Linked DNA regions of Homo sapiens: region 2 is linked to region 1. A link is an interaction called in ENCODE POLR2A ChIA-PET data of the cell type or tissue named here. Cell type or tissue: PC-3. All regions are shown on one strand. Links, peaks and the distances in the headings refer to the core of each region. The heading gives the core; the rest is flanking DNA.

Region 1 (9,169 bases), core at 721-8,720:
AGATGGAGATAATAATAGGACATCCCTCATAAAATTGATTAACTAGCACATAGTAGGTGCTTAATAAATGTTATTACTCCAGCTATCTTTAACCCTGATAATAGAAAATTATTGTATAAATTCAGCTTTCTTTGTGCGGCAGTTTTTAAAAACTGCTACAAATTCTCTGACACTGTTCCCCTTGAGGCGGTGTCTGTGCCCTCCACTTGCATCTGGGCAGGATTGTGACTGCTTTGATCATTAGAATCTATCGGAAGTGGCACTATGTAATGTCCACGGTTCAGTCATAAAAGAACATGCAGCTTGTGCCTTGTTTGCTGAAACAGAGCCACCAGGTAAAGAGCCCTCGACTACCCTAAGGCTTCCATGCTGGAGAGGCCACTAGTAAGCACTCTGGCTAACAGTCCCATCCGAGTCCAGCCATCCGGAAGTGGATCTTCCAGCCCCAGCTGTTTCAGTCCTCAATTGCTCTAGTTACCCCTGCTCCCCATCAGCTGTCGGAGTCCTCCCAGCTGAGTTCTCAGACTGTGGAGTACAGACAAGTCATTCCCACTGACCCTGGACACATACCTGGCCCCATGAATCATAAGCATAATAGAATGGTTATAATTTTATGCTACTAAATTTGGGGTGATTTGATACACAACAATAGGAATATGGAACATTTCAGAAATAATGGATATAGCGGTAACAATGGGATAAGAGGGAAAATTTAACCATATCGAAATCATCAGATCCTATCTTGATCTATGTGCACATTTTTCAAACACATATATAGTGTCTAATGATTGCAAAGTTCACTTTCGAAGCTAAAAGTTCTATGTTAATCTGCAGGACCTGCAGCAAACAGAATGTCATATGAACTCCACAGTCTGAAAGGGCCCAAGGGGAAGCACACTAGCCCATGTAGACAGAGATTCCCCTTGCTTCTGTTCTTGAGAGAACTGAGGGGAAATGAAAGCTGAAAATAAAAGCCCTTGGTTTAAATGGATCCCCATTGCATTTCATCCTATCAGATCAATAATGCAGAGATTCCTAAAATCAATGTGCTGGGGCAGTTTTAACAAATGCACTTGCCTGTTCATTAATATTCTGACTTTTAAATATAAACACACATACCTCTTTGTTGTGATAAGAATTACAGTATATTAAAGACAGCAAGATAAACACTACCCATTAGGTTATCAGTTTAATTTTATAAATGAGGAAACTGAGGTTCAGTAAAGCAAGAAAAACTTGCCATGATAAAAGAAACAACAATGCCTTTTACCCAGCACCAAAGAATATGCCAATATCCAGGCCTTTCTTTGGATGCAGAAATAAACATGAAAATGCTGAGTACATCCCCTAAAGTTCTACCCCCGGTTCAACTCAAATCATAGGAAAGCTACATATTAAATTTATGGTTTTACCTCCCTACGTGAACACCTTCCCTGATCTAAGATGGATTCACCATTGCAGCCTAGTTTTCATCATGGTTAGGTGTAAGAAATGGCCTTCTGTCATTGCCTGTATGGGGTTTGATATATTTCACACTAAAAGATCCAAATGGCTGTCTTAGAGCTAGGTTCATAGAAGAATTTTGTATTTCCTAATGATCTTGGTTTAATTAGATTACAAAAGCTCTGGAATGGATCTTGTTTCCCTTGGCATGCGGCTGTGTTAATACATGTGGTAACCGCATGTGAATCCTCTTTCGTCCATTGACAGGCTGTGTGAGCAAGTCACCTTCCTAAGACTCCATTTTTGTATCCTGAATGAGGGTGACTATTCTACAACCTGCACCAGAGTTGTGAAGATTAAACCAGGTACTATGACATGATGGCAACTTCCACACAGGAAAATGCTTTTTCTTTTTCTTTTCTCTTCTTTTTACAAAAGCATGATGATCTTTTCAGCTAGATTTCTAATAAAGTACAAACAGCTGAGTGCTTTTCTTTATCCTGGCCAAAAAATTATTGTCATATGTGAAGCAAAAATACCTGGGTACATGCCCCATTTGTTCTTTTTTGAGGCAGGGTCTCACTTTGTCACCCAGGCTAGAGTGCAGTGGTGCGATCACAGCTCACTGCAGCCTCAAACTTCTGAGTTCAAGCAAAGCTCCAGCCTCAGCCTACCAAGTATCTGGAATTATAGGCATGCGCCACCATGTCCGACTAATTTTTAATTTCTTTTTGTAGAGACAGGGTCTCTCTATGTTGCCCAGGCTAGTCTTGAACTCCTGGCTTCAAGTGATTCTCCCGCCTTGCCCTCCCAAAGTGCTGGGATCCAGGCATGAGTAATAGCACCCAGCTTATTTGTTCATAATTATAATTCCAAAGATATTTATTATTATTATTATACCCTAAGTTCTGGAATACATGTGCAGAATGTGCAGGTTTGTTACATAAGTATACACGTGCCATGGTGGTTTGCTGCACCCATCAACCTGTCATCTACATTAGGTATTTCTCCTAATGCTATCCCTCCCCTAGGCCCCCATCCCCCAACAGGCGCTGGTGTGTGATGTTCCCCTCTCTGTGTCCATGTGTTCTCATTGTTCAACTCCCACTTATGAGTGAGAACATGCGGTGTTTGGTTTCCTGTTCCCGTGTTAGTTTGCTGAGAATGATGGTTGCCTGCTTCATTCATGTCCCTGCAAAGGACATGAACTCATCCTTTTTTATGGCTGCACAGTATTCCATGGTGTATATGTGCCACAATTTCTTTATCCAGTCTATCATTGATAGGCATTTGGGTTGGTTCCAAGTCTTTGCTATTGTGAACAGTGCTGCAATAAACATATGTGTGCATGTGTCTTTATAATAGAATTATTTATAAATCTTTGTGTATGTACCCAGTAATGGGATTGCTGGGTCAAATGGTATTTCTGGTTCTAGATCTTTGAGGAATTGCCACACTGTCTTCCACAATGGTTGAACTAATTTACCCTCCTACCAATAGTGTAAAAGCCCTCCTATTTCTCCACATCCTCTCCAGCATCTGTTGCTTCCTGACTTTTTAATGATCACCATTCCAACTGGCGTGAGATGGTATCTCATTGTGGTTTTGATTTGCATTTCTCTAATGACCAGTGATGATGAGCTTTTTTTCACATTTGATGGCTGCATAAATGTCTTCTTTTGAGAAGTGTCTGTTCACATCCTTCGTCCAATTTTTGATGATGTTGTTTGTTTTTCTCTTGTAAATTTGTTTAAGTTCTTTGTAGATTCTGGATATTAGCCCTTTGTCAGATGGATAGGTTGCAAACATTTTCTCCCATTCTTTAGGTTTCCTGTTCACTCTGATGATAGTTTCTTTTGCTGTGCAGACGCTCTTTAGTTTAATTAGATCCCATTTGTCAATTTTGACTTTTGTTGCCATTGATTCTGGTGTTTTAGTCATGAAGTGTTTGCCCATGCCTATGTCCTGAATGTTATTGCCTAGATTTTTCTTCTAGGGTTTTTATAGTTTTAAGTCTTTAATCCATCTTGAGTTAATTTTTGTAAAAGGTCTAAGGAAGGGGTCCAGTTTCAGTTTTCTGAATATGGCTAGCTAGTTTTCCCAACACCATTTGTGAAATAAGGAATCCTTTCCCCATTGCCTGTTTTTGTCAGGTTTGTCAAAGATCGGATGGTTGTAGATGTGTGGCATTATTTCTGAGGCCTCTGTTCTGTTCCATTGGTCTATATATCTGTTTTGGTACCAGTACCAAGCTGTTTTGGTTACTGTACCCTTGTGGTATAGTTTGAAGTCAGGTAGCATGATCTCTAGCTTCGTTCTTTTTGCTTAGGATTGTCTTGGCTACACAGGCTCTTTTTTTGTTCCATATGAAATTTAAAGTAGTTTTTTCTAATTTTATGAAGAAAGTCAATGGTAGCTTGATGGGGATAGCATTGAATCTATAAATTACTTTGGGCAGTATGGCCATTTTCACTATATTCATTCTTCTATCCATGAGCATGGAATATTTTTCCATTTGTTTGTGTCCTCTCTTATTTCCTTAAGTAGTGGTTTGTAGTTCTCCTTGAAGAGGTCCTTTACATCCTTTGTAAGTTGTATTCCTAGGTATTTTACTCTCTTTGTAGCGATTATGAATGGGAGTTCTCTCATGATTCAGCTCTCTGTTTGTCTATTATTGGTGTATAGGAATGCTTGTGATTTTTGCATATTGATTTTGTATCTTGAGACTTTGCTGAAGTTGCTTATTAGCTTAAGGAAATTTCAGGCTGAGACGATGGGGTTTTCTAAATATACAATCATGTCATCTGCAAACAGAGACAATTTAACTTCCTCTCTTCCTGTTTAAATACGCTTTATTTCTTTCTCTTGCCTGATTTCCCTGGCCAGAACTTCCAATACTATGTTGAATAGGAGTGGTGAGAGAGGGCATCCTTGTCTTGTGCTGGTTTTCAAAGGGAATGCTTCCAGCTTTTGCCCATTCAGTATGATATTGGCTGTGGGTTTGTCATAAATAGCTCTTATTATTTTGAGATATGTTCTATCGATACCTGGTTTATTGAGGTTTTTAGCATGAAGGGGTGTTGAATTTTACCGAAGGCCTTTTCTGCATCTAATGAGTTAATCATGTGGTTTTGTCATTGGTTCTGTTTGTGTGATGGATTATGTTTATTGATTTGCGTATGCTGAACCAGCCTTGCATCCCAGGGATGAAGCCAACTTGATCATGGTGGGTAACCTTTTTGATGCGCTACTGAGTTTGCTTTGCCAATATTTTATTGAGGATTTTCATGTTGATGTTTATCAGGGATATTGGCCTGAAATTTTTTTTTTGTTGTGTCTCTCCTAGGTTTTGGTATCAGGATGATGCTGGCCTCATAAAACGAGTTAGGGAGGAGTCCCTCTTTTTCTATTGTTTGGAATATTTTCAGAAGGAATGGTACCAGCAACTCTTTGTACCTCTGGTAGAATTCGGCTGTGAATCTGTCTGGTCCTGGGCTTTTTTTGGTTGATAGTCTATTAATTACTGCCTCAGCCTCAAAACTTCTTACTGGCCTATTCAGGGATTCAACTACCTCCTGGTTTAGTCTTGGGAGGGTGTGTGTGTCCAGGAATTTATCCATTTCTTCTAGATTTTCTAGATTATTTGTGTAGAGGTGTTTATAGTATTCTCTAAAGGTAGTTTGTATTTCTCTGGGGCCAGTGGTGATATCTCCTTTATCAGTTTTTATTTTGTCTATTTGATTCTTCTCTCTCTCTTATTAGTCTGGCTAGTGGTCTATCCATTTTGTTAATCTTTTCAAAAAACCAGCTCCTGGATTCACTGATTTTTTGAAGGGTTTTTCATGTCTCTATCTCCTTCAGTACTGCTCTGATTTTAGTTATTTCTTGTCTTCTGCTAGCTTTTGAATGTGTTTGCTCTTGCTTCTCTAGTTCTTTTAATTGTGATGTTAGAGTGTCAGTTTTAGATCTTTCCTGCTTTCTCCTGTGGGCATTTAGTGCTATGAATTTCCCTCTAAACACTGCTTTAGCTGTGTCCCAGAGATTCTGGTACATTGTGTCTTTGTTCTCATTGGTTTCAAGGAACTTATTTATTTCTGCCTTAATTTTGTTATTTACCCAGCAGTCATTCAGGAGCAGGTTGTTCAGTTTCTATGTAGTTGTGTGGTTTTGAGTGAATTTCTTCATCCTGAGTTCTAGTTTGATTGCACTGTGGTCTGAGAGACTGTTTGTTATGAATTGCATTATTTTGCATTTGCTGGGGAGTGTGTTACTTCCAGTTATGTGGTCAATTTTAGAATAAGTGTGATGTGGTGCTGAGAAGAATGTATATATTCTGTTGATCTGGGGTGGAAAGTTCTCTAAATATCTATTAGATCCACTTGGTCCAGAGCTGAGTTCATGTCCTGAATATCCTTGCTAATTTTCTGTCTCATTAATCTAATATTGACAGTGGGGTGTTAAAGTCTCCCACTATTATTATGTGGGAGTCTGAGTCTCTTTGTAGGTCTCTAAGAACTTTCTTTATGAATCTGGATGCTCTGGTATTGAGTGCATATATATTTAGGATAGCACTTCTTGTTGTATTGATCCCTTTACCATTATGTAATGCTCTTCTTTATCTTTTTTGATCTTTGTTGGTTTAAAGTCTGTTTTATCAGAGACTAGGATTGCAACTCTTGCTATTTTTTTGCTTTCCATTTGCTTGGTAAATATTCTTCCATCCCTTTATTTTAAGCCGATATGTGTCTTTGCAGTGAGATGGGTCTCCTGAAAACAGCACACTCGTGGGTCTTGACTCTATCCAATTTGCCAGTCTGTGTCTTTTAATTGGAGCATTTAGCCCATTTACATTTAAGGTTAATATTGCTATGTGTGAATTTGATCCTGTCATTATATTAGCTGGTTATTTTTCCCATTAGTTGGTACAGTTTCTTCATAATGTTGATGGTCTTTACAATTTGGTATGTTTTTACAGTGGCTGGTACCCGTTGTTCCTTTCCATGTTTAGTGCTTCCTTCAGGAGCTTTTGTAAGGCAGGCCTGGTGGTAACAAAGTCTCTCAGCATTTGCTTGTCTGTAAATAATTTTATTTCTCCTTCACTTATGAAGCTTAGCTTGGGTGGATATGAAATTCTGGGTTGAAAGGTTTCTGCCAAGAGATCCGCTGTTAGTCTGATGGGCTTCCCTTTGTGGGTAACCCGACCATTCTCTCTGGCTGCCTTAACATTTTTTCCTTCATTTCAACCTTGGCGAATCTGATGATTTTGTGTCTTGGGGTTGCTCTTCTCAAGGAATATCTTTGTGGTGTTCTCTGTATTTCCTGAGTTTGAATGTTGGCCTGCCTTGCTAGGTTGGTGAAGTTCTTCTGGATTATATCTTGAAGATTGTTTTCCAACTTGGTTCCATTCTCCCCATCACTTTCAGGTACACCAATCAAACATAGATTTGGTCTTTTCATGTAGTTCTATATTTCTTGGAGGCTTTGTCCATTTCTTTTCACTCTTTTTCCTCTAATCTTGTCTTCTCACTTTATTTCATTGGGTTGATCTTCAATCTCTGTTATCCTTTCTTCTTCTTGATCGATTCAGCTATTGATACTTGTGTATGCTTCATGAAGTTCTTGTGCTGTGTTTTTCAGCTCCATCACGTCATTTCTGTTCTTCTCTAAACTGGTTATTCTAGTTAGCAATTCATCTAACCTTTTTTCAAGGTTCTTAGCTTCCTTGCATTGGGTTAGAACATACTCCTTTAGCTTGGAGGAGTTTGTTGGGCTCCACCAAGTTTGAACTTCCAGGCAGCTTTGTTTACACTGTGAGAGAAAAGCTGCCTACTCAAGCCTCAGTAATGGCTGACACCCCTCCCTCCTCCCAAGCTCAAGCATCCCAGGTCAACTTCAGACTGCTGTGCTGGCAGCAAGAATTTCAAGCCAGTGGATCTTAGCTTGCTGGGCTCCATGGGGGTGAAATCCACTGAGTTAGACTACTTGGCTTCCTGGCTTCAGCCCCCTTTCTAGGGGAGTGAACAGTTCTGTCTTGTTGGCATTCTAGGTGCCACTGGAGTATGAAAAAAAAACTTCTGCAGCTAGCTCAGTGTCTGCCCAAACAGCCACCCAGTTTTGTGCTTGAATCCCAGGCCCCTGGTGGAGTAGGCACCCAAGGGAATCTCCCGGTATGTGGGTTGTGAAGACCGTAAGGAAAGTGCAATATCTGGGCCAGAGTGCACCGTTCCTCATGGCACAGTCCCTCACGGCTTGCCTTGGCTAGGGGAGGGAATTCCCTGATCCCTTGTGCTTCCCGGGTGAGGCAATGCCCCACCCTGCTTCGGCTCACCCTCTGTGGTCTGCACCCCCTGTCTAACCAGTCCCAATGAGATGAGCCAGGTACCTCAGTTGGAAATGCAGAAATCACCCACCTTCTGTGTTGATCTCGCTGGGAACTGCAGAGCAGAGCTGTTCCTATTTGTTCATCTTGCCAGTCCCCCACCCCAAAGATGTTATTTTAAGAAATATTTGTACCCACACTTTAGAAACCATAAATTGACTTCCCTGTTACCTTCGGCCAGGAGATTTCAGGTTAAAGCAAGAAACGAACAAGAAGAAAACGATTTGATCAGACTGTAATTTTAACAGATGCATAACATTATTTCCCTCATACACAAACAAATCATCTAGAAGGGAGAACAGAAATGTTGACTTACAGAAGCACAAGTCTTACTTATTCTCCTAAAATGTCTGCACTGAAATGATTGCAAACTCAGCACCCCACATCTTAGCCAATCAGAGAGGCCTCTTTAAACACATGAGGCGTAAGGTTTTAATTTACAAGGACCCATCTCTATTTCTTTCCCAGGGCCTCGAAGAAGGACTACATTCTAAATCTAATATAAATGCCTGTATGTTCTACAAAAGTTTTCCCAGATAGTGTACACCATTTCCAATTGCACAATGACAATGACAACAGAACTAATTAAAACAGAGTCATGAGGTACTTTTTATATGCACTTTTTTTTTTGGCGAAACTGATGTTTAAGTAATGTATTTAGCAAAGTCTCCTATTATAGTTTAATCTTTTAATTACAAGAAAATTTGGGTTAATTATTATCCTACCTTGATGAAAATTCAGTGATGGTGATTTTTCCCCTTTCATACTTCTTATCTTTTTTTTTTAAATAAAAAATGTGTTTTGTGAGATTTGTGTACAAGTAATCCATGATTCATATTTAGAACTACTGAGCCACACCTTTATATTAAATCTTTGAGTCTTGCCATGTTTAAAATGTAAATTATAACAAATTATGGCTGACTCTCAAATAATAAGTTAGTTCAGGATCTTAATATCAATCAGGATCTTAATATCAATCAGCTGTAAGTACTCTATAAGATAAAAGTCAAGGTAATCACACTGAAAATCTCTTTTGATAAGTGGTTTTACAGAAAGATAGATAAATAAATATATATATATATATTTTTAAAGAGAGTCTACAAATTGAGCCTCTGTGTGTGAATGAATTCAATAACTATTTTACCAATGTCGAGAGCAGATTTGTATGAGAAAGAAAGAAAAAACAAAGAAAGAAAAGACATTCATTTTTAGAATTGTTGCAGAAGAATACAGATGTTATGGAAAATAAGAAATAGCTTATGTAGTAATTTCTGGGTTGGAAATTCAAGAAGAAATGAAATAGAGAACTATGCTGAAAGCTTTAGTAGAGTTATACCTAATGTGTCT
Region 2 (9,169 bases), core at 684-8,683, 90 kb before region 1:
AATTTATTGTGCATGGCCCATTCCAGCCCAGGCCCCTGAGAGCATAAGTACCACCTCCACCCTGGAATTTATAGATACCTTGGGGACTGTGGACTTCCCTGGGCTGTGGAATTGGCAGGGTCCCTACCAGTTTTACCCAGACTTAAAGAGCAGGAAAGTCCCCAATCACCATCTGGATAATATATGTATAAAGATTATGTTATGATGGGGGGGGATATAAATTCATATACATAGCCTGCAGTCTATAAATACTTGTACTGAAATGTTCTGTTCAACAGATTATTGAAACCTATAGCCAAAATTTGGTGTGTAGTTATCTATTGATTTTACTTGTCCACTTTTACAGGTAATCAAATATTTATACTATATATATTTTTAAAGATTTTCTTTCTCTGTTTCAAACTCCTTTTACTATATTCCATGCTTGCTATTTCCTTTTTATTTACTTTATTATAATATATTTAACAAGCCTAGTTATGTACATGGATGTTATGGGTTTTTCAGAATATAAGGGGTCACTACAAAATAATACAATTACTCTTACAGGCCCATACATTTAAATATCCTCATTTCTTTATTCTATAATTGCATTGTAAGCATTATATATTTATACAATTGTTTATCATGAGGCTGGAGGCAGCTCACAAATTTATATACAATACAAAATATAAAATAAATTATTGACTCTCTCCAGAGTCACTGATCTCTGGGAGCTCAGAGTTTAATTGGGAAGAGAAATGTGGAGACCCACATACACCTTGGAAAGGCGTATCAGCAGAGAAGCAATGTGAAAGAGATATGGGCAATTGGTGTCAAAATTCTGAACAGAGGGACACTGCCTCTGACTTGGAAGACTAATGGTGGAAGTGCATTTGATCTGGGTCTGGACGGGTTGATAGGATTATGGATATTGTGGTGTAGAGGTAGGGAGTAGACGGAGAGGATTCAGGAAGGAGCCTCCCAAGGCGCAGAATCAGTGGTGGGACAGCCAGGACATGCTATGATGGCAACACGGGCCAGAGAGTGGGTTTCTTAGAGTGGGATGTAAAGCCAAAAAACTGAATTTACTTCTTTTGGAAAGCAAGACATTTTCTGTATAATTCACAGTATATCCTGAGAAAAATCTGAGTGGTGAGGTTACTAAAATGCAAGGTTTATTGTTTAGAGCGGTGTGTTTTTCTACACTACCAGAGCAGAGTGAGAAATAATGTAATATTTTGATTACAAATAACAGCACAAGTTGTTTTCATGATAGGCTAATTTTAAAAATGGCTGCGGAGTGAAGGTTAAAAAATCATGCTTTTACAGTGAAGTCATCAATCTCTTCATTATTTTAGTTACATTCCCTTTTTAACAAATCCTTTCCTTTACTGTTTCAAAACATTTGAGGCAGACAACTTCTAATAATAAATGAATTCACATACACCTAAAATGACTTAAAATCTAAGAAATGATTGCAAAATAAATAGTTAAACTGAATATTAAAACAACAAAGCTATAAGATACTGCTAAATCCTTCTTGACATTCGGCACATAGCTAGAACATAATAAATAAAATATTAGTCTTAGACTTCCCCTCATTTGTGAATCAATAATTTCTAATAAAGTTCATGAAATGGCATGTCAACATGAAATTTAAGTACATTTTTAATATAACACTGAAGTAATAAAACCTACACGGAAGTCGAGAAAGTAGATTAGCTATTCTGCCCTCTCCAAGCTTGACACTTAGGCAAGAGTAACTTTTCTCTTGATATCTTAAATGTTTGTTATTTTTTAAAAACTAAGAAAGAGAGGCACATAAAAGTGTACAGTCACTGCCTTCTCTCACAGGCCAGTGGGATTAGCATGGACAGACTTTTGGAAAACCCTCAGTGGGGGACTTTGTAACACATGGAAACATTAGATTACATAAGGATTCTGACAATTTTCCCTTTTATGTATTAAATATTTATTTTTCAGATATTCTTAGTAATCATTTAAGCCTTGTATGGAAAGGAAGTAATTTTTGTGTTTCTCTGCTATGTTTAAATTTCTTTCACTCTCCCAGAAGGCTTCATGGCACAGGTGGAAAGAATGTTTTTGGGAATGGGGAAGGTGGGAGCTAGGAGACCCACTGGGAAGCTCACGCCTGGAGAGCGGTCAGTTCTGTGAAGGTGCCAGTGGAGGAACAAATGGGAGGAAGTCACGTTGAACTGGGCAGGAAACCGGGAAGGTTAGGGGAGGGAGAGGAGCCAGGCCCCAGGGCCAGCTGTTGGCCTATAGAGCATCTGTAGTGACAAAGAGCAAAGGCCGCAAGGTCAGACTACCAGAGTCAAGTCCCAGGCTTAGTACTTACTGACTCTGTAACTTCGGGAAGTCACTTACCCTCTCTACACTTCTGGTTCCTCATTTACCATATGAAGAAAATAATAGTCATATCTACCTCATAGTATCGTTGTGAGGATTACATTAAATAGATTGAATTAATACATATAAAGTATGTAGAGTGGAGACAGACACAAGGCACATGGTAAGCGATCCATAAACTTTAACCATAATTATTAGAGTTATAGGTGCTCTTAGGGAAGGGGCAGGTAGTTGGAGAGGGCAGCCTCAGCTTGGATGTGTGGTGTCGCTAGTGCCATCCCAACTCCTTTCTCTGGGAAATGTTGGGGCCCCTAAGTGCACAGTAATACCAGTTGTGCAGGCAGCACACTTATATAGTTGTTCCTCAGTTACCATCCCTGTCTTCAAAACACCAAATCTATCTGTATGTTCCTAAAACTAGCACTTGTATATAATTGTTCACACCACTCCCAATAGTGATGATGGGAGTTTCTCCCTGACCCACAAGGTATTAGATTGTATTAAATGTGTTGTACAAGCTTGTAGTAGGTGAAAGCAGCAAAGAAGATCTTCTTGCTGGATCATAGTTATATTATCCCCTCCAGCCCCAGAAATTGCTCTTCATGTCTATTCTGTGCTATTCATGTCTATTCTTCATGTCTTGCTGGTCCAGGCAGTTGGGAATAAATGGATGCAAGGAAGTGACTAGGTCCTTTAGAATCCAGCGCAAGATTTGACAAAGCTGCTGACGGTGTTGCAATGTAAGCGTTCCTAACAACAGGTCAGAGCTTTTAAATTGAGGAGTTTGGACTCAAGGGGAAAATATCACTGCAGTTACTCTGAATTCCTTTTTTAATATTTTTAATTGACAAATTACAATTGTATAGATGTATGGGGTATAAGGTGATGATTTGATACATGCATACAATGTGGAATGATTAAATCAAGCTAATTGACATATCCATCACCTCACTTACTTACCGTTTTTTGCATTGGAAATTTGAAATTTACTCTTACTTTGAAATACATAATACAGTATTATTGACTGTAGTCACCCTACTTGTGCAGTAGATCTCAAAACTTATTTCTCTTGTCCAGTTGAAACTTTATACCCTTTGACCAACAACTTCCTTTCCTCCCTCACCCTACCCCACTCCCAGCTGCTGGTAATATTCAGAATTATTAAGGAATAAGATGATCCATATGAAAAAAATTCTGGAAAAATTGAGTTTGTAACATTAGTTTTACAAATTAATTGTTATTATAACCATTTAGGCTAAGAAGATAGGTAGGCAATTGATTAAGGCTTTAGGGTCCAAGGCATGGGCTCAAGTTTTGCAATAACACCTACTAGTTGTGTGGTCATATTGGATTCATATTGCCTAAGACATAGTGGCCTCATTTTGAAATTATGAGTTGGATTTAAAACATCCACCTCGTAAGGAAACTATAAGGATAGATGCTTGACAGGGCACGTAGCATACAATATTACTTACATAGCAGAACGTTGGCAACACACTAAATGTCCAATAATAAGTGAATGGTTGAATAAATTACGGTATAGCTATATGATGTTCATTAGTTAACAAACCATTCTACCACTGATGAACAAGTGATTACAATCAGCTGAGATCCAAAACTATGAGGAAGTCTTAATTTTGTTGAGTGGAAATAATAATTACAATAATTAATATTTATATAGTGCCTATATGCCAGGCCCTATTAAAGTCCTGTACGTGTTACTCATTAAATCCTTACAACAACCCGAAGAGAGAGCTACTATCGTCAGCCCCATTTACCACATGAGGCTACCATGGCAAAGTAAAGATTAAGAAACATGTCCAGCTAGTAAGTGATCAGGCCAGAGTCAGGGTAAAGGAATTGGGGGATTTGTGTGTAGTTAGGAAGTAAGGAGGATGAAAGATGGCTCCTCCAGGTCTCATCAAGCTTTGTGATTTCCTAGACAAATGCAGGAAGATTTGGCTATGTTGCAGATGAATAAAACACACCATTATTACATTGTTGGCATAATAGCAGCTGGCCCGAAATACAAATGGAAACTGTCATACTCAGAGTGGAAAGCCCTTCCAGTGTCCAGACTGGCAGCAGATGATTCTGCACTCCCAATATCCAGTTGTAGACTGTTTTCTGCCTGCCTGCTCTACACTGCCTGCCTTTATTGAACACAAACTGTGACGTACTGAAGAAATCCAAGATAAATTTGTAAAACATCATGTCAGTCCCTTTCTAGTCCCAGTATCCCCTGGTGATCCAAGGTTGGGGTCTAAAAAATAGAACAGAAAAAAGAAGAGGAAACAGACACTAACTTGCCACAGATACACATAGAGTGAAGGAGATATTTTTGTTTAAAAGACTGACAGCTGAGAAACAGTTATTTGATCCCTGCTGCTTGAGGGACAGTAGGGAAAGAAAGGTATTTTTGTGATCGCTCTTCAGCGTTCCCTATGCGGCCTGGTTCATACAGTCACAACAAAAACCCACGCTCTAATAGTACATTGCAACCAACCACAGATATGTTGCAAGCATTATGCACAGTAGTAACTAACATTCAGTTTCCTTTTGATTACTTCCAGGCCTGTGACATTTAGATTGTTGCACATTTCTTCCAACCTCAGAGCATTCAGAGTCAACAGCGTACATCTAATAATCATGTGCTGACATAGAAACTGTAAGGAGTTTGTGCCATTTATCTGTCTTTCATCACACTAAGGGTAACAGAGCAAATGAGCACCGTGTTAGGAGTCCAAATACATGAGTTTTGGGCTAAACCTTGTCACTAACTAGCTGTGGCCTTGAGCATGCCATTTAATCTCCGTGGGGCCTCTGGTTCCCTTTTGTGGAATGAGGAGAGAGTTTTGGGTCTCCAGGACTCCTTTCAACTCCAGTGTTCTGTACTAAGTCATCAGTGAGTTCTGGCTAGTAATAGTTTCAAAAGGTAATAGTGCTCATCACATTCCACCGAGTAAAATCATAGAGCAGAAACACCAAGAAAGTGGACATCCCAGCTGCTTTTAACGTTTACTCATCAACAGGGCTTGGCTCAAATAGTTCTGAAAGTAATCCATGCATAACATTTCTGAAAGGGGAAGTAAGAATGTCATCTTGCATTTGAACATTTTAAATGTCAAACCCTCTGCATTGTTAGTATTTATAAAGTTATCTCTATGGCATTATCACTATCAAAGTAATCAATCATAGATTTATTGAGAAATATAAACATCAATGTTTTTTATCTCACCTAAGTATTTTCTGTGCTAAATTTTATTCTGTTGCAGCATACTTGACAATTAGTGATTTGTAGGCTTGGTTAGCACATGCATACTTTTTAAGCAAACTAATGTAATGTGAGAGAACAGTTTTCAGTATTTCCCTCTATTGGTATTTGTGGGTGCCCTTCAAACTACTACACCAAGCTACACAAACCAACTATCACAAATGGACTGTTTGCCAAATGCCTGCTTCCCTAGTAAGGAGGCAACGTGTTACTGACACCCTTATGTGTAGAAGGTCTTATGTAGAGAGACTTATGAAATGCATATCTGGATTCCTATATTTTTTCACTGAAGTCTAACAAATTCATGTAGTCAAATCTTAGGAAAGGAAGTGTGTTTGGTAGTTTGAGCCTGCTGTCTTTACAGGCTCAGTGTGTCTTCTGTGAAAGACCAAATATCATCCCAGTGGACCTGACCTAGTTGAACATAAATACACCATTGAGGAGCTACTGGCTTCAGAATTAATAAAATGTATAAATAAATAGGATGGCCTTGTGAAGAGGCTAAACTTGAAGTGCCTATTAATTAATTTTTTAAAAAGAAAAACAGCAGCTTATAGCTACTCTACTGATACATTAATCTATGAAATGAAATTGTATCATAGAAAGCATTCAGATTATTTATATTATTCGTATTTTATAAGATTTTTAAATGTGTTTAACCTAGAAGGGATCATAATGCAGAGCCTTATGCTTTTCATAAGATACTGATAGAGTGTAGAGGCATCCGAGTAATTTGGCATTTTCGCTTTTTATTCATAAGGCCCCTGAGTATGTGTGAATGTGTTTGTAAATATATCTCAATTTCAGTTTTTGTCATTCAGAGAATATACAACAGTTCTTCTGACTAGTCCCAACAACACAACCCAATGTGTGTCTGAATTGATCACTATTTTAAAATCTAGAGAGCTGGGCAGTCTCTGTGCTCTTGGGCCTGCAGGTGAAGCTCATTAAAGAATCAATCACCAGTGAGGGCAACCGCCCAGGCCCTCACTTCATTTGATAATATTATCCAGAAAAGAGGAATATTTTTCAGTTCTTTCTCACCTAGGCAGAATTTTGAGAAGTAACCATGAAAGATGAGACTGAGAGTTATAATTGGGCCTTTAGTATAGACAAATTGTACTGTGTCGTTTTAGTTTTTATTTTAAATCCCCCTAAAAGGTCACTGGATACAAAGACAATCTCTGAGTTTATTGAAGGGAAAGCCACAAAGCTGTTATATACAGCTCTATCTATGCCTATTTGTATTTCACAGTCTTTTGTCACCGAACAACACACAGACAAAATGGAATTCAATCTCAGAATTTCTTTACTGTCTTCTAAAGATTTTCTTCATGGACTTGTTTCCAACCAACGTTGAAAAATAGTTCTAATTTTTTAAAAAAGGAGAAACAAAGGGCTCTCCACATTTGCCTTATTATATGACGTCTTTTCTGCACTCACAGTAGCAAATGTTAGAAGTACATTTCAAGTTGCAATTCACCTGGATAAATGTCAACATGAGGCCATAAGGTAGCTTTTCAGCTTCCTCTCCTGGAAAGTGCTTTGGACATGGCAGCCATTGCTACATTCACACTGAAACAGCTAACTGCCCAGCTGATTGTTCTTATATAATGTAGATAGGGTCATGGCTCCAACGTGAGCCAGTCTCAGTGCGCATGTTGGAGTTATTTCCTGGGTGACTAATTAGCTCTCAACCTGGTATCTTCATTTTGGATCCCAAATGATCCAAGTGGACACCATGATGTTGCCCCCAAATAATAGATGGCTTCAGGCCCTCTGATGCAAAGAGAGGCCGTACAGCCGACTGCCTACATGTGAATGCTAGGTTTGCCATTTTGTTGCTGTGCAAATCACTTAACCTCTTAGGAAATAATATTTTCATCTTAAAAAAATGGGAAAAGAATAGTGTCTACCACATAGGGTAAAAAATGAAATTGTTGTGTAGAAGGTAGTTGGCTGTTCACATTTTACAAGATTAGAAAATGTATTTAACCCAAAGTGAGATTATAATGCAGAGCCTTATATTTTGGAAGAGGGTGCTATAACCTAAAAACTGATAATTGGGGCCGGGCATGTTGGCTTATGCCTGTAATCCCAGCACTTTGGGAGGCCAAGGTGGCTGGATCACGAGGTCAGGAGATCGAGACCACCCTGGCCAACATGGTAAAACCCCGTCTCTACTAAAAATACAAAAATTAGCTGGGCGTGGTGGCGCACGTCTGTAATCCCAGCTACTCGGGATACTGAGGCAGGAGAATTGCTTGAACCCGGGAGGCGGAGGTCGCAGTGAGCCGAGACCATGCCACTGCATTCCAGCCTGGCGACAGTGTGAGACTCTGTCTCAAAAAAAAAAAAAAAAGATAATTGGGCCACTTTACATATGGTTATGTGAATTAAATAAATTAACTTTTGTAATGTAGTTAGAACAGGGCCTGGCACATAGGAAACATTTTGTTAGTATTAGTTATCATTAACATAAATTCAGGTATATATTTATTACAGTCAAGAAACCTCTTACAGAGTTATAATTGAGAAATTAAAATATAACACAAATTTTTAAAGCTGTTTAAAGTTTCACCTTACTTGCCAGGCATGATGCTATTCACCTTTTATCTATTATCTTTTTAAAGATTATATGATGCATTGGGGAACATGAATTTTTCTCTCTTAAAAAGAAATTAAACAATAGGTAATAAAGGAGCAGATGTTTTCTATTTTACATGTAGACCAAATATCCACTAACACAAGTTACATTTTATTTCTTAATTAAGTATCACACTTTATACCATCATGCTTCATACCTCTCAACATTTTAAAAGTCTTTTCTCATTTAGGAATTCATTTTTTATTAACGGGTTTTGAGATGTAGATAAGACAAGGGAGATTATTATTTTCAATTCACAAATGAGGACATTAAAGTTTTGTGAAACTGAAGGGAAGTGACCATCCAGAGTCATAAAACAAGTTCATGGTCCAGGATCACAGCCATGATCCGGCCCCCTCCCCCTCCACTGTGCTGGGCCGTGGACTCATCTGCTTCATACACATCTGCTGAACAGTTATTTCCAAGCACTGAATAGAAACCATCAGCCTCGCATGTTTTCCATAGCTGTTGATTGTGCTCCTACTCTTCGTTCATCTTGTGGATAATAAATCCATCCATTTAAAGACAAGAAGAATTCAGTGTTCAGCTATGGTCTGCTACACACATGTCCACTTTCCTTACATTTTCTTTGAACAGAACACAGTAAAATCTATTGTACAGCTCACCGGCGTGATACCGCTTTGATAGACACCGAGTGACCTAATATACACACTCCAGTGTACTCTAATCTGTGGTCTCCCAGCTCCCACTCGGCAGGAATTCTGAGATGTTGATGGAACCCCATGATTTAACAGAGCAGCTGGGCTGCCCTTTCACCCCTCACACTGGTTCTGACAGCTGCCTGCCATGTGTAGAGAAAACCTCACAGGCTGAAACCCTGTCACAGAGTAAAGGTCCTTGAATAAACATACAAGCATGATCATGCTACTACTCTAAAA

The links. Peaks named below come from ENCODE experiments on the same cell type or tissue, not always from the same donor. Only the 100,000 strongest peaks of a DNase experiment are listed, where the experiment ranks them.
Region 2: POLR2A ChIA-PET joins it to region 1 with 31 read pairs; 3 of 35 experiments call an interaction of 5 or more read pairs at or near these places.

The regions. Positions count from the first base shown.
Region 1 is chr7:91,250,420-91,259,588 of GRCh38, forward strand. No RefSeq gene overlaps it. Among named protein-coding and RNA genes, the nearest start is that of FZD1, 9.4 kb to the right of the region's middle. In PC-3, for the core only: no CTCF peak of the experiment used is centred there; no DNase peak of the experiment used is centred there.
Region 2 is chr7:91,160,292-91,169,460 of GRCh38, forward strand. The region is part of intron 14 of CDK14 (cyclin dependent kinase 14); the gene reads left to right. Among named protein-coding and RNA genes, the nearest start is that of FZD1, 100 kb to the right of the region's middle. RefSeq lists an enhancer at 8,265-9,169. In PC-3, for the core only: no CTCF peak of the experiment used is centred there; a DNase peak (open chromatin) is centred at 5,350.